2 separate regions of the Mus musculus genome follow, and region 1 is linked to region 2. Evidence: chromatin loops called from intact Hi-C (ENCODE). Cell type or tissue: gastrocnemius. All regions are shown on one strand.

What was found. Peaks named below come from ENCODE experiments on the same cell type or tissue, not always from the same donor. Only the 100,000 strongest peaks of a DNase experiment are listed, where the experiment ranks them.
Region 1: it touches region 2 in a loop (4-fold over the local background); 3 of 42 quality-filtered maps call a loop at or near these places.

What each region holds. Positions count from the first base shown.
Region 1 is chr7:112,191,123-112,199,122 of GRCm38, forward strand. No RefSeq gene overlaps it. Among named protein-coding and RNA genes, the nearest start is that of Gm39070, 4.5 kb to the right of the region's middle. In gastrocnemius, no CTCF peak of the experiment used is centred here; DNase peaks (open chromatin) are centred at 717 and 1,344; H3K27ac peaks cover 4,222 bases.
Region 2 is chr7:112,285,339-112,293,338 of GRCm38, forward strand. The region is part of intron 3 of Mical2 (microtubule associated monooxygenase, calponin and LIM domain containing 2); the gene reads left to right. Among named protein-coding and RNA genes, the nearest start is that of Mical2, 64 kb to the left of the region's middle. In gastrocnemius, no CTCF peak of the experiment used is centred here; DNase peaks (open chromatin) are centred at 4,405 and 4,830; H3K27ac peaks cover 5,726 bases.

The sequences.
Region 1 (8,000 bases), 94 kb before region 2:
CTTTTATCAACCACTCACTCTTTAAGCCCAGGTAACCATAAATCTACTTTCAGTCACTAGAAGATTGTGTGTGTATGTGTGTGTATGTGTGTGTGTGTGTGTGTGTGTGTGTGTGTGTATCCAGTTGGTACTCATCTCTCTGCTGATTTAGCAATCAATATTTGAATATACAAAGACAACCTTCACACAGTGTACCCCAACAGATTTGAAAGAAAATGCCCCCCACCTCATAGGAAGTAGTACTAATAAGAGGTGTGGCCTTGCCAGCATATTTATGGCTTTGTTGGAGGAAGTTTATCACTAAGGAGTTGAGATTTCAGATGCTCAAACTAAGCCCAGCGAGGCATTCATTTTCTGTTGCTTGAGGCTGCAGATGTAGAACTCTCAGCTACCTCTCTCGGCTCCCATCTGCACGCTGCCATGGTTCCTGCCATGATGATAAGAAACTAAACCTCTGGAACTATAAGCCAGCCCCAATTAAATGTTTTCCTTGATAAGAGTTGCTGTGGTCATTGTGTCTCTTCACAGCAGTAAAAACCATAACTAAGACCTCTCCTACACAGTGTTGAACATAAATGTGGTCCAGAGGCTGAAGAGAGGAATCGATAGTTTAAGTACTTGCTAATACAAGCTTGAGGACTGGGGTTCAAATCCCCAGACTTCACATAAATCCCATGTGAATTTGGCATTAAGTGCCAAATGGGTGTGGCAGCCTGCCCATAACTCCAGCCTTGGATGTATGGACAGGGAATCCCCAGGGCAAGCTGGCCAGCTGGACTAACCATAGTGGGCAGCTCTGGGTTGACTGAGCCTTTGTCTCATTAAATAAGATGGAAGAACGATCAAGGAGATTCCTAATATTCATAGGCACACACATGCACACTCCCCCCACACACATGTGCCCAAATGCACTCAAGCATATACACACAATTCATAAGCAAACATACATCAGATCACATATTAAAATGGATAAAGAAAGAAAAACAAATGTAGCTCAGTTCCTTGGCTCCGGCATGGAGTGACCACCCTGAGCCCTGCTCAGAGTTCTGATGGCAGCAGTGGAGGCAGGGGTGGGGGTGGGGGTGCCTGTGCTAGCAGAGCCTGGGGAGTAGACAAGCAATGAGGGCCTTCTCTCCAGAGAGGCTGACATTGTGTGCAAACCTGGAAACCACTTGGTTCTTGGCTCCAGAATGGGTCTGACATCAATCTCTCAATCTCCAGGCCACTTTTAGATGCAAGGCTGCTGGTGTGGGGACTTTATGAGAACAGGACTGGCTGGCTGTGAAATCGCTGGCATTTCATGGAGTGAGGGAATATTTTACAAGCGCTGTGCTGAGCTGGGCTCTGAACCCAGGCCAGGCAGTTACGTAACTAGCCTGGGAGATATAGCACATGTGGGATGGGGACACAGGTGGAAAGAAGGGGTAGTCCCTAGGTCACTGTGATTGAGGCGCTCTGGTCCCCTCAAACACCACAGGGGGTGGCAACCATATGCTCCTTAAGTTTCCTGAAAGTGGTTAATGACTTACCGCATTTTTCATGAGTGTGTGTGCACACATGTGTGGATGTCTCTCTTTCTCTGTGTGTTCATGTATGTGCCATGCACATACATGTCTGTCTGTCTGTCTGTCCCCTCCATTCATCATCACCAGAATGCAAGCTTCCTGACAGTGGTATCTGGACCTGCGTGCGTTTTTTTTCATCCACAAATAGCAGAGGGTGACCTATATATAAGGTGCTGCGCTCCTGCTTCTGGAAATATCCAAACATCCATTCACTTAACAAATTGTGACAATTTGACCTCTGCACCTACCCAGGTCTCCTAAGTTCATGGGCAGCCTTAGTGCCCTGATGTTCAGGTTTATACATCGACTCAGTGAGTGAGCAAGATTGCACACATCTGAAATCGGTCTCTGCCCTGGGGTCAGCTGCTATGACCTCCAGGTGGCCATCCTATAGTGCCTCCACTGTGGGGCCTTTCTGTGTATAAGCCCATCCCTCCTGTCCCTGGAATCCCCCAAGGATCTGGAAGCAGTGCCTTGTGCTGCTCAGGACAAGTGTCCCATGTGTTTGAGCTGTCTCTTGTGTGTCATCGCCATCCTACTCACTGTCCTTAGAAGGGTGCTAGTGAGTCACTGTCCCCTACTAAGTGAGTGACGTCTTAGAGCCCTCAGTGAGTCTTGGCAGTTTGTAGATTTTGATACATCAAAATTTTAGGTCACTTTTCCCATTTAGACTTTTTAACTAGAGAGTCAGTTAATTAACAAAGGAGAAACACTCATCCACCCTCTATCTATCTATCTATCTATCTATCTATCTATCTATCTATCTATCTATCTATCTATCTATCTATCTATTTCTGAGAGAGGCTTTTCTTTTGCATATCATTTTGGTCTGGGACTTAATACATAGCCCTGGCTGGCCTAAGACTTACCAATCAATCCTCTTAAAAATAATCATGACGTGGTGATGGAGAGCTAGGTGGCCAGAGGGATATTTGGGGCACTACTATATATATAACATTTTATATATATATATATTTACATATATAATGCTATATATGTAATATATAATGTTATATATGTAATATTATATATAATGTGATATATAGTATGTATATATATGTGTGTATATGTATATATGTATGTATGTATATATTTACATCATTCCTGAGACCTTATATATTTATATTCCTGAAGCCCTGTCCTAAGGGTAAGAGAAGGGCACACTGTAGATGTGACAAGCAGTTTCTTGGAGATTATTCTAGTACTTTCTATCACTGCCCACCAGCAGGAGCCAGGACTCTGGCTATGGTCATCAACTCTGCTCATGTGATCCTCACAGAGACAAAGACAAATTTTAATTTGGAGCCATTTATTCCTACTGTAGAGAGAGTTCCAGATAGGCCTGGTTAGCACACACCTATAATCCAATTACTTAGAGACTGAGGCAAGAGGGTTTCACATTCGAGGGCAACCTGAGGTCCAGGTATCCTACTCTCAATAATCAGATACTTTCTGGGCACACTTGGGGACTCCAAAGTACAGGGTTCTCAATCCTCCCCAAGGTGTGAGTCCCAGTTTGGGTACCTACCTCTCAGTGCCTCGATTTACCCACTTTGCCCAGCGTGGTTGCACAAGGACTAACCTGGTAGGCTCATGGCAGCCACTGTTGAATAAACAATGAGAGGTCCAGGCTGTCCCGTGGCCCCTGGTGCTGGTCCAGAAGGTATGTGTCATGGAGCCTGTGAAATCTGAGGACAAAAGGCCCGGTGAATACAGAGCACCTTGTCCCCTGCCATTCTGAAGTGCACACCCTGTACCTTGGCTTGCCAGCTTCTTGAGATGTTGCGCTTACTCTCAGCCAAGGTCAGTGGTTTCACTCTGTAACATTTATAACTGTGACCGTGGCAATGAGGACCATAGCACCTCTGAGCTCTGCTCTATTTCAGTCAGAGCCGAGTCAGGAGGGGCATCTGACTGTTGTGGCTTATGCAGCCCAAAGGTTGGGCTCTCAGCAGGTGTCTGGGTACATGGCAACTTGGGATCTTACCCCAGCTCTGCTGCAAACGCCCAAAGGCTCTGCGCTCTTCGGACTAACTTTCCTACCACCACTAAAACTTAACTCCTTATTTATAAACTGGGGGTTAACACCTGGCACTACATGGGGCTATTGTTTTAAATGAACTATCTCTGAAGGGTCCTGCTCCATGCCTGGCACAAAACAAGGTTGTTGCAAGTGAGAGTGTCCTGCCTCCTCTAGGGGCTCTGGCATGGCAGGGGTATGAGGTGCTCTAGGTAGGACTTGCTTTCTATCCAATCCCTGTATACATCCTCATCTGTGCCTAGAGCATTGGGTTCAAGCCAGCATCTCCTTCAATGCTCTGTACACTAGGACCAGGGACCAGGCTCTGTTATCTGACGGCAATCACAGGAAGCCTATTTTTCTAACTAGGCAGGGCTTCTGAAAACTTCCCATTCTAAACTTCGTGTTTCTACGAAACTTTTACATGACCCCAGGTGTGTAGTGCTATAAGATAGAGGGCCCAAACATTTACTGATAACAAATCATGATGAAAGTTATTTAAAAGCAATCTTTTGGGAGCTGGGATATGGCCCAGTTGGTGGACTGCTTTGCCAGCCAGCATGCACATAGCTCTGGGGTTGAACTCAGAGCCACATAAACTGTGCATAGTGGCACACAGGACGTGAATGCCTAAGAATCAAATGTTTAAGTTCATTCTTGGTTGTATAGCAAGTTCGTGGCCAGCCTGTACTACATGAAAGACTCTATTTCAAAATCTAAAACAAAACAAAAAGCCCAAATCCAATATTTCCTTTGTATGCATATAATTTTAACCTTAAAAAGAAAGAAAACTTGCATACTAATGAGGCGGATGTACTTATTTGTTTTTCCATAAGGATATCAATACTGAGTATTGGATGCTGCAGAATCTAAGCATCTTTAACATGTTTTAGAGTTAATCAGAATTTGGAGTTGACTTTCTAATCAATGCTGAGAATACTGCTTCACATAAATGTATAGTGACAAACGACACAAGGAAATTTAGACACATTTCAGAAACTGTTGGAAATTCTGCCCTAATCTCAAACTAACATTCATGAATCACGTTTTATTAATTAATTGATTTTAATGAATCTCAAGCCAGCAACCCAACCTGAAATTTTAAAGGTTTATTGTTATTATTATAAATTATTTGTGTTGTGTCTGTGTGTGGGCATGTGGGTAATGTCCACAGAGACTAGAGGCATCAGATACCCTAAATCTGGAGTTACGCATGGTTGTGAGTTGCTATGACAGTGCTGGGAATGAAACTCAGATCCTCTGGAAAAACAAGTTCAAGGGGCAACTTTTAAAATCAAATATTAATATGAGGACCAAAGATACACTAATTTGAGATTCACATGCTTAGGCATGATGGTAGGAAAAGATTTAAAGTCTTTGTTTTCCATAATGAAGCCAACACATTTCTACAAGAGTGGAAACGTGTACATTAAAAGTCCTGCAGTCTATAACATGCAGTCTTAGCAGAAGTGAGCCAAAGTCCGTCAGGTAGTATCTGCTGACAGACACTGTGTGGTCTGACAGCAGGAGCACAGCAAACACGCGTCTCTGCATGTCCAGAACCAAGGCTACAGCAAAATCTGCCAGAAACATGGAGTTTATTTATGATTCTGAATCAACATTGGATCACAATGCACACAGAAACCTTATACTACTGTCAGACTTTTGTGACCCACACATGTTGCAATTCACAATTTAAGAAGGTGAGATCTAGATTAATGATGTTCAGTCATGTAGTTGTAGGGACCAGTTTGGAAAATTAACTACAGGCTTCTAAGACCACAGGATCTTTCTGCATAACTGGGTCCACTTCCCTCTCCCTCAGTCTCTCTCCTCTTTCTCTTCTTCCTTTCTCGCTGTACTGAGATCAAACCCAGGGCCTTACACATGCAAGGCAAGCACTATACCCCTCAGTCACCCGCCTGCAGTTCCAGCCAGCTCTTGGGAGACAGAAGGATTGGATCCCTTTATTGGATTTAGAACCACCTAAGAGGTGAGTCCTTGAGGAAGTTTCCAGAATGGTTTAACTAAAGAGAGGAGACCCATCCTGAATGTGGGTGGTACCACCCCATGGGCTGGGGTGCCAGGCAGAATAAAAAGAAGGAAAAGAGAAAGAGAAAAGGAACTAACATTCAGCATTCATCTCTGTCTCTCCGTGTCTCTGTGTCTCTGTCTCTCTCTCTCCCCCCAGCCTGGCTGCTGACCTGTGAGCAGCTGCCTCACATGCTTGCCTTGTCCCCTGAATGATGCACTGTATCCCTTCCAACCAAGAGCCAAAGTAAATCTTCTTCAAGTTGTCTTGTCACCCTCTTGTCAAAACAATGACATTCATTTGAAAAGTAGTTCTGGAAGCTAAGAAGTTCAATTTCTAACCAGGGCCCTTTTCTGCATTATAACATGGCAGAAGACATTGGGCCAGAGATAGGGATGTGGAGGGAGCAGAATTCAGCCTTCAGACGGATCTCCCCCGGACATTAATGAACACAGTCCATGTTTGTGATTTCAATGAGTCCTTGCAACTTAATTACTTCCAAAAGACACTACCCTCAGCATGGTTGCATTGGGAACTTCCTGTTCTGGTTCATCTTTGGTTGTCAACTTGACACAGACCAGAGCTACTTGGGAAGGGGGAACCTCAGTTGGGGAATTGCCTCCACCAGATTGATCTAGGGGCGAATTCTCCTGATTGATGATTGCTGTGGGAGGATCCGGCTCACTGTGGATGGTGTCCCTGGTTGTCCTGAGTTGCAAATGAAAGCAAGCTGAGAAATCCTTGAAAAACAACCCTGTAAGCAGTTTCTTGGTGGGCTCTGCTCCAGTTGCCGCCTGCTTTGAGCTCCTGCCTCGGCTTCCCGCAACGATGAACTGAAACTTGTAAGTGAAATAAACCTTTCTTCCCCTGGTTACCTTTGGTCATTGTTTCGTCACAGCCAACAGAGAAGCAAATTAGGACAGTTCCCAAGTTGGGGACACATTCAAATCAAGGCAAGTCACATGGTCAAGCCTGAAACAAGAGTGGAGAAATAGACTGGATTCACTAACCAACTCTTCGGGAGGGTAACAGGGGTGGGAACCTTGGCAGTTCTCTGAACCGGTGGCTCAGCAGGGTTCCTGACACTCCTTCTCTGCCCTCTGCGATGAAGCTTTGATTCTGGGCCCTTACAGGGCTGATTAGTTACGTTCTTATTGCTGGGACAAAATGTCTGAAAAAAAGAAAGCTAAGGAAGGCAGGCCTTGTTTTGCCTCCGAGTTGCAGGGATACATTCCATCATGGCAGGGAAGTCATGGTGACAACGGTGTGAGTTGACAGGTCACAATATGTCCAGAGTCAGTAGACAGAGAGGTGAATGCTGGTACTCAGCCCACACCCTCCGTTTTATTTAGTCTAGGCCCACAGCCTAAAGGATGGTGCTGCCCACATGTAGAGTGTTAGGTCTTCCCACCCCAGTTTAACCAGTGTAGAAACTCCTTCACAGACGCTCACAGAGGTGTATCTCCGAGGTGATTCTGGATCCCATCAGGTTGATAATCAGCATTAACATTGAGATTAGCACAGCTGGACTTGAGCAACTCACAGAGCTATCCAGGAGCAGGCCTTCTTACAGCTCCACAGCGAAGACTGGGCAAAGGGCATGGGATTGTTAGTCAGTTACGTCCTAGTGCTGCTGCAACCAAGCTGGGCACATTGGGTGGTCTAAAGTCACTGAATTGTACCTTCCACACTTTAGAAGACTAGACGTACTTCCTCCTAGCCTCTGGTGTGGCTTGCTGGCTGCACTTGGTCTATCTTGGCTGCTGCCCCAAATCCTTAGTGTTATCCCAATTCTCTGTCTTCAAGTGATGCCTTGTGACGTCACACTCACATTTCCCCTGTGTGTGTGTCTCTGTCTGTTTCTCGGTGTCCCCTTTAATAAGGATACCAGATATACTCTCTCCTTAATTACCTCATTTCAACTAAATGTCTTTTGTAAACTCCTTATTTATTAATATAGTTTTCTTCTGTGTTACCTACCTTTCCCGTTGTTGTGATGAAATATCAGACAAGAAGTAATGAATGTGGTAGGGGTGGGGGTTAGCTTATAGTTCAAGGGAACAGAGTCCACAATGGCAGGAGCATAAAACAAGGGGTTCTATTGTGTCCTAAGTTAGGAAGCAAAGATGATGCAGATAGGAAGTGTCCCCAACGTCCCAGCAAGGTCCCATTTCCTAAAGGTTCCACAGCTTTCAACAACAGCAGCACCTGCTAGGGACTGTGAATCTAAACACATGGCTACGTTTCACCTTCACAACTTGCTCCAAAGTACCAGGAGTTAGGATGCTGATATACCATTTTGGGAGAACACAATTTAGCTTAGAATACTGATCTTTTGAGATGAGCTAGATTTTAGAGGAAGTTACAATGCCACCTAAAACCC
Region 2 (8,000 bases):
CCTTCACTCCCACCAGAAGCCTGGGGCTGATTCCCTTTGGGGACTTCCATTGTCCACATGATTTGAGCTTCCTGAAACCCCTGACTAGGCTCTATCTGATTTCCCCATCTTTTTCCACTTCTCCCGTAAGACCACATTTAATTGCATCCCATGTTGTAGGTGTGCTTGAGACAGGATCTCAAATTTACAGATCAGACTATTCTCAAACTCGTGATTCTCCTGCCTTAGTTTTCTCCAGTGCTGGAATTACAGGTGCTGTGCCACCGTGCCTCCCTGAGCAGTTTGGCACTTGCCAAAGTAAAACCAAGTATGTACTGTACCCTGCTTCCTTCTTCCCTCGCACTTCCTTAGATGCGCCCTTCCCTAGGTCTGCAGTCTCAGCTCACAGCCCTACCACGCCCACTCTGAGAATCTGTGGTTTGACTTCCTCAGCCTTCCATTTGGCCCACATTTGTGCATTTGGCCTCTTTAGGTCACGTCTCCTCCAGTTCCTCCATTCCTTCCCACTCAGTGGAGACCGCTATTCCCCGGCCCTTGGTGTGCAAGGTGGGTGAGCTCTGTTTTGCTTACGTACTTGTGTCCCCTTGCTGAATCATGAGGAAATGTGGGCAGGAAACATGTCTTGTGCATTTCTGTTTCCCTGGCACCCAGCAGGATAGGATGCCTTGAGGAACTCTGATCTGAGCACCTGTAGAGTAAATGAGGGACGCGTTCTTCCTCTTTCCTGATGGGTAGAATCAGGTGTGTGGCTGCGGGCACACAAATGTCTTATTTTCTTTTCATAGTTGAGGAGAGCTTGAACTATGCCCTCACTCACCTACTCTGGCAGTCCTACACTGGGTTTGACTGGAGAAGTTTGCCTCTCTGTGCCAGATATTTGCAGCAATGTCAGAACAAACCTGGAGCCCGGAAGTCCTCCATTCTCCACGTGGACACTCTCCACATACCCAAGGGGATAGACACCAAGACCTGCTCCAGAGAGCAGGTTCTCTGACTTCTCAGGCATGGCATTTGTGAAAGAATTCCAGACAACTGTCAGTAGGCTGTGAGATGCCTTTCAGATATGTGCCCTTCAAGATGTTCTCAGAAAGAGAACGTTCTGTGGCAGGCTGTAGGCGAGTGTCACGTGATAATCATGTGCCTGCACAGTAAGGAAGGATGATGTGTGATTGGAGCCTCCTGATGTCTAGACACTATGATCTAGTTACAGTTTCAAAAGCATCTTAATTATAACCCACTTTATGGTGTAAGTTGACCCAATTGGAATTATCGAGAACTTCTGAGTACATCGCTTTGCTTCTTTGTAGCAGCCACAATGGTGGTCAAGATTACATTCCTTGTAGGGAGGGGGCTAAGTTCTCTGTCTGGGAAAGGATTGTGAAAAGCTCACAGCACCTCTCTTGCCTGCAGTGCCTTCTCTTTCTTTGCTGGAAAAAGGTGTCCATAGGCAGATACTCTGGGACTAGCCTGCTAGAACTAAGGATGATTGGCTTTGCAAACAGCTGCTTTCTGTGGCTTGAGTACCAGATGTGTGCATCCCACCCCCAGACAACAGATCCGGGTGCATGGAGTTGGCAATGGCTTTGCCCTTGGAAAACCGGAGGATTTGCTGACACCTCTCATTGGCTTGAGATGCCTTCATTTGTTTCCCCTAGCTAAGCCTAGGTACTACGTTTATAAAAAGTGACCCCGCCCCCCCCCACACACACACACACACTTGATTGTATCTTTTATTCTTTCTACTCTCTCAGCCGAGGCTGTGCCCTGAAACCAATTGTTTAACAAACCTACATTCATTAGATGGTAATATCTCCCAACCCTTTTGTTTTGTCACACATCTCTACCCCCTCAGCCTTTCCATTGGCCAATAATCTGTGTTCAGACTAAACTGACAAAGTATGCAAGAGTACTGGTGGGCACCTTTGCCCCAAAGTGGGACAGATCTGGGTTGAAACTTAGTCCTACTGTCTCTCAGATAAATATCTTGAAGTGGTTTGCCCTTACCTGCAGTGACCTCACTGAAGCAAGGAGATGAGATAGTGCCTGCCTCCTTCAGTTAGCTCTGCCTCACCAAATAAGATAGCTGGGTGTCTTTATCTAATAAGATGAAATCCCTGTATCTTTGTAAATCCTGGCCATTGTACTTCGGTTAGCTTCTGCATCCATGAACAGTCTGATTTGGTTTGACTCATTTACTCAATAGGCGAATATATATGGGTCTGTGCTGTAGATCAAAGATAATCTCAGTCCTTGGGGACATACCCACGAATTGAATAGAGAGATAAGAGCCTGGTATTTGTAAATCATGTTTTCTCTGGGAAGAGACAAGGAGAGAAACGTTCAACCAAAATAAAAACAGATGTAGAATTGTAATACGCATTAAGAACTAAGGAAGGAAAAGAAAGAGCGAGAAAATCAAGGAAAAGAAAAAAGAGAAACAAAGACAGAAAGGGGAAAGAAAGCCTCAGGATCACATGGTGGGGGTGGGGTAGGAAGGAATTTTGGAGGATTATGAAGCTTGGGATAAGAATGAAGAATGACCCATGCAAGAGGACCAGCAGGGAAGTCCTTGCAATTCGGGTGTTACAGATGGCCGCTGAGCTCTCTTAAATACCTCCTTAAACCTCCTATGGGCACGTGGTTATGGGGAGGGACTCACTAATGGAAGCCAGCAATCGGGGCTCAGAAAAAAAGTATAAAATATTACTAACTGGCCCTTTACAGAAAATAAATAAATTCCTGGCCCTGATATGAGGTCCCTCACAGCTCAGACACTGAACATCCCCACGTGTCAGGACACTAGGCAACTCCCTGGAACAAGAGTAACTCACTTGCCCAGTAACCCACTGTGTACTCAGGCTCCCGCTGGGAGCCTTCACCATCCTGATGATGCTCTGACTTGCCTGTTCTAAGCAATGTGAGACCACTTCCAGCCTGCTGGGCCCACCATATTCATGTCCCCAAATGAGATGGCACAACTATTTTAGGAGATCAAAATGCCAATTTCATATAAACAGCTCCTTTCCAGGAAGAAAGAACTGAGGAGAGGGGCCCTCCTTTAATATCTTTACACAGTGGGCACCGTGTACCATCAAGGTGTCTTAATGAACAATCCCGTAGAACATTCCCTCCATGCACATAGCAACTCTGGTAGATAGGAACCCCACCCCACCCCTTATCCAAAGACCAACAGCCTATGTAATGAGCCATGTGCTCAAAGCCACAGAGTGGCCAATGGCCTGCCTGCTTCACTTCTCTGCCCTGCCTGCTGTTTCTGGGGTGTTCCTCTCTGCCTATGCGCCTGAGGGAAGAGAAGCATGAAACTCTGGTGCTGCAGCCTCATCACGGAGAGCAAAGGAGGGGATGAAGAAGAGAGGCACCTTCTAACAGAGGGTTCCTGCCTCCTCCTCCTAGCCTCCTGCTGGGGCTCTGGGTGGGTGGGTGGTAACAGTGGACTAGCTGTTGTCTGGCAGAGCTGGTCCTGTGCTCCTTGGCTCTGCTTCTACACTAGCTCCAAGGACAGCTGCTGAGTCTCCCTTTTGCTGACCTCAGAGTTGGTGACAGAGGAAACCCTGGCCTTGTCTCATACACATCCATTACCTTCATGGCCTTTCTCATGATGACAAGCTGGCACAAAACTGCTGTCTATGGACAGAATTATTCTTATCCATGGCCGTGGGGGTCATGGGTGGTGATGGCACCAGTAGAGGACTCATGTCTCCACAAGGGAGATAAAAGATACCAGGCTAACCCTACACCTTGAGACAGGTGACAGCAAGGGGAAAGTCTGATAAAGCGTCAGAAACACCAGGTGGTGAGTCCCTGATCTGCCCACCATCAACTGTGTAGCTGCTCATCTTTTTGTTTGCTTGTTAAGAAATACGGTTTCTCTGTGTAGCCATGGCTGCCCTGAAACACACTCTGTAGACTGGGCTGGCCTTGAACTCAATAGATCAGCTTGGCTCTACCTCCCTAGTGCCACCACACCTGGCCTAGCTGTGTCATCTTAGGTGACGTTGTGCTTTAGAGCTGAACTGCCCACATTCAAATGGCAGTTCACTTGCTTCCTGTGTGCTGTGGCCTTTAGTGTGTGCTCAGCCGTTTTGTGCATTGGTTCCCTAAGTTCCAGTGGCTGTGAGGTCTGCTATAACTGAGACCCAGCTTTATCTCTCTACTGTAAAGTGGGACTGGGGAGACCTTGTTGTCCACACTCCATGTGGCTCCTGTAAAACCTACGTGAATATACTTCAAGCAAGCCCGGCAGCAGGCATGTCAGGCGCTTAGGCATGCTTCTCTTGACCTCAAGTGGTCCCCGGCTGTGGCACCTGTTGAGTGGAAACACTTGTCATTAGGTAGATTGACGGCTGCCATTTGAAGCCCTGGCTGGAATTCTTCCCACTGGGCAAGTCCTGGGTGGCACTGCTCAGCTTGTGTTCAGCCTTTAACACTGGATTAGTGACCTATGCTGTTGGCTCCTTCAAGAACCCACCAAGTCTGGCAGGCAAGGAGCATCCAGCTGTTGCTGTAATTTTCCTGCTGGAACTTGAGGCTGCCCACTGTTCTCCCAGCCACCAAACTAGGCTGATTCCAGGGGGGCAGGGGTTGCTGTCTCCCTGAAGGCCCCTCTCCCAGCATGTTGGTACTGTTTGACTCTTATAAACCTTATCACCTCATAATTCCATTTAAAAAATGTGTCTGGTGGAAACACTTCAGTGTGAAATCAGTGTCAACAAGCACATTCATTGCAGGGCTGCAGTGGGGGGAGCTGAGATTAAGCCATAAAGAATCCAGAGGATGCCAGAGCCTGGTCCAGGCTGACCGAGTGCCAGCCCTCTCCTGACTGGACTGTTGCAAAACCTTCCAGGATCCTGCCTTGCCTCTTGTGTGTTTCCGCTGGCTTTGTTTTTCCTAAGTGACTTTAGGCTGGACTCCTGTGAGTCACAAGAGAAAGTCGTCCCCTCCGGGAGGAGGGAGGAGGTGAAGTGTTCCCTTTCATGGCCAATGAAGAGAGACAAGTTGGGTGTATTCATCACAGTTCTCCAGAGACAGAACCAGTGGGACATATGCAAGACTACCTGAGGACAGTGTCCCTTCCTCTTTTCTAACACCTTCTAGTGCTAGAACACCTTCTGGTGCTAGGCTCATAAGGGGTGTATCTCCTGAGAAGTCTTCAGGGGGATGGTGTAGACAGGCTTGAAAAAAAACACTCAGATGTACCACATCATAGTACCATAGAGGCTGTGTGAACTCCTGGTCTGCTACCTGCCTCTCTAGGGCAGTACTGCACACACACCACAGGCTAACAGCATGCTCTGGGACCAGGTGCAAGGGTTTAGGGTATGACTTCTGTATTGTGGCTAAGTGACCGTGGAATCTGATGACTAGGTTAAATACATGATCTGTGCACAGTTGTTAGATGCATGATGTTTGCACCATGATTAGATGTGTGGTCTGTGCACCATGATTAGATACACAGTGTCACGACCAGATGCCTGGGTTCATTTTCAGCTCTCCTACTCAGCAGCTATAGTTGCAAAACATTGTCAGTTTTGGACTGTGTGATGTGAACATGGACTTAGCATGGGAAGGTCTTAGCATGTAGTTAAAATTTAGCTATGATACTATGGGAACCCCTTAATAAGCTACTAAGAAAGAAAGAAGATGACAAAATGGACTAATATTTCTGGAGTTTGCACCATGAATATATTGTAGCTCTGCTTTCCCCGTGTGTGGATTCTAACTGACTTTGGGTGTTTTGGCTTTGGTTGTGTCTTATACTATCTTAGAAACTTGTTTCCCTCATTCCTTCTCAATAAATGTGATATTCTTGTGACATCCCAGTTTGGATCTTGGAAGAACCTTTGACTGCTCTCCTGAAGGGAGAAAGGGCATCCAGTCAGGGCCCTGCACTTGGTTAGGAGCCCCTTGCTGGTGACCCTAAATACTGAGCTGCCAGCCAGAAGGTTGAAGTTTCACAGAGCTACACAAAAGAAAGCCCATTGACAGGGAGAAATGATTTAAGTAAAACAAAGGATGTGGGCTGGAAAGATGGCTCAGTGGTTAGGAGCACCGACTGCTCTTTCAGAGGTCCTGAGTTCAATTTTCAGCAACTATGTAGTGGCTCACATCTATCTGTAATGGGATGCAATGCTCTCCTCTGGTGTGTCTGAAGACAGTGATAGTGTAATCATATAAATAAATAAATACATAAATCCTAAAATAATAAAAGTAAAGGGCTCAGTTTAATCTCAGCAGCCAAGCTAAACAAACAAAAGACAAAACAAGCAGGCATAGTTGAGTGCATTTGTAATCCCTGCACCAGAGAAGTGGGAGAGGAGAATTCCTGGGATTTACTGGCCAGCTAAGTTAGCCTAACCTGAATGCCCCAAGTCCTAGTGAAAAGATATTGTCAAAAAACAAAAACAGAAACTAAAGTAGACAGCTCCTGAAGAACAGTAGCTGAAATATTGAGCTGCATGGGGAAGTCATAGATCTAGTCAAGATTAAGTCTGAGGCATACCTTGAAAATACCTGGTCAAGAGAAATGCGTGATTTAGAATTTAGAAGGTGTGAGGGGTAACGTTGAGATGGCTTGGTGATTAAGAGAACTAGATGTTCTTCCAGAGGACCCAGGTTCAATTCCCATTAGCTACATGGTAGCTCACAACTGTCTATAACTGCAGTTCTGAGGATAAAATGCCCTCTTCTGGCTCCATGATCACAGTAACACATGTATATACATACATATATATATATATATATATATGTATATATATACACACATACACATATAAGCAAAACACTCATACACAAAAAATTAAAATTAAAAAATTTAAATCTTGAGTAAATATTGATATCTGAGTTCTTGCCCTGAAATAATTGAGAAGAAATGTAAAGATTCTGCAGTTGAGAGGCACCAAGAAGTAAGACAAAGTGCTGAATAGATATATAGATGAATAGATGTGTGGATGACTAGATGGATGCGTGGATGGAGGAATAGGTAGATGGATAGAAAGAGTCATGGATGAAGGAATAGATATGAACAGAATGCATTCATGGGTGGAGCAGCAGGTATCGGAGTACATGATGCATGGATATGTGGATGGGTGGAAGACTCGATGAATGGATAGATGAGTGCATGGATGGAGGAATATAGGTATCTGAGTACATGATGCATGGATATGTGGATGGGTGGAAGACTCAATGAATGGATAGATGAGTGCATTGATGGAGGAATATAGGTATCTGAGTACATGATGCATGGATATGTGGATGGGTGGAAGACTCGATGAATGGATAGATGAGTGCATGGATGGAGGAATGATATCTGAGTACATGATGCATGGATATGTGGATGGGTGGAAGACTCGATGGATGGATAGATGAGTGCTTGGAGAGTAAAATCTAATTGCAGAATCTTCGCGGCAAGTATTTTGATGTTACCCAAGATTCTTAAAATTTTTCTATTTGAAAAATGTTCACATTTTACCAAAAGTACTATAAAGATGTTAGAATTAAAAGGAAGGGCCTGTAATAGGAAAAACACAAAAAGCAGAGTCCAGAACTGGTAAGATGGCTCAAAAGGTAAAGGTGTTTGATGCCCACCTGGACAGCCTGAGGTCAATCACCAGGACCCACAGAGTGGAAGGAGAGAACTGATTCCCAGAGGGTGTACTCTGACCTCCACTTATGTGCTATAGCGCGCACACACACACACACACACACACACACCATAAAGTATAAAAAATTCTTTTTTTTTTTTTTTAGGCAGATGCTTAGAATATTTACCAACGTTTAAAATACTGTAGAAAACGTAACTAGACATGTAGGTATCATATAGTAGGTACCCCTTTTTTAAGTTAGAAAAATGAGGGATGGCGAAAGGGAGGCAGGTGAGAGGGACATATGCACGCTGATGCCATGCACAGAAGAGCCGAGAAGGAGGGGAGGTAGAAACTGAAGTCAGAAGGAAACTGTACACAAGGTCACACGGGGCCTGG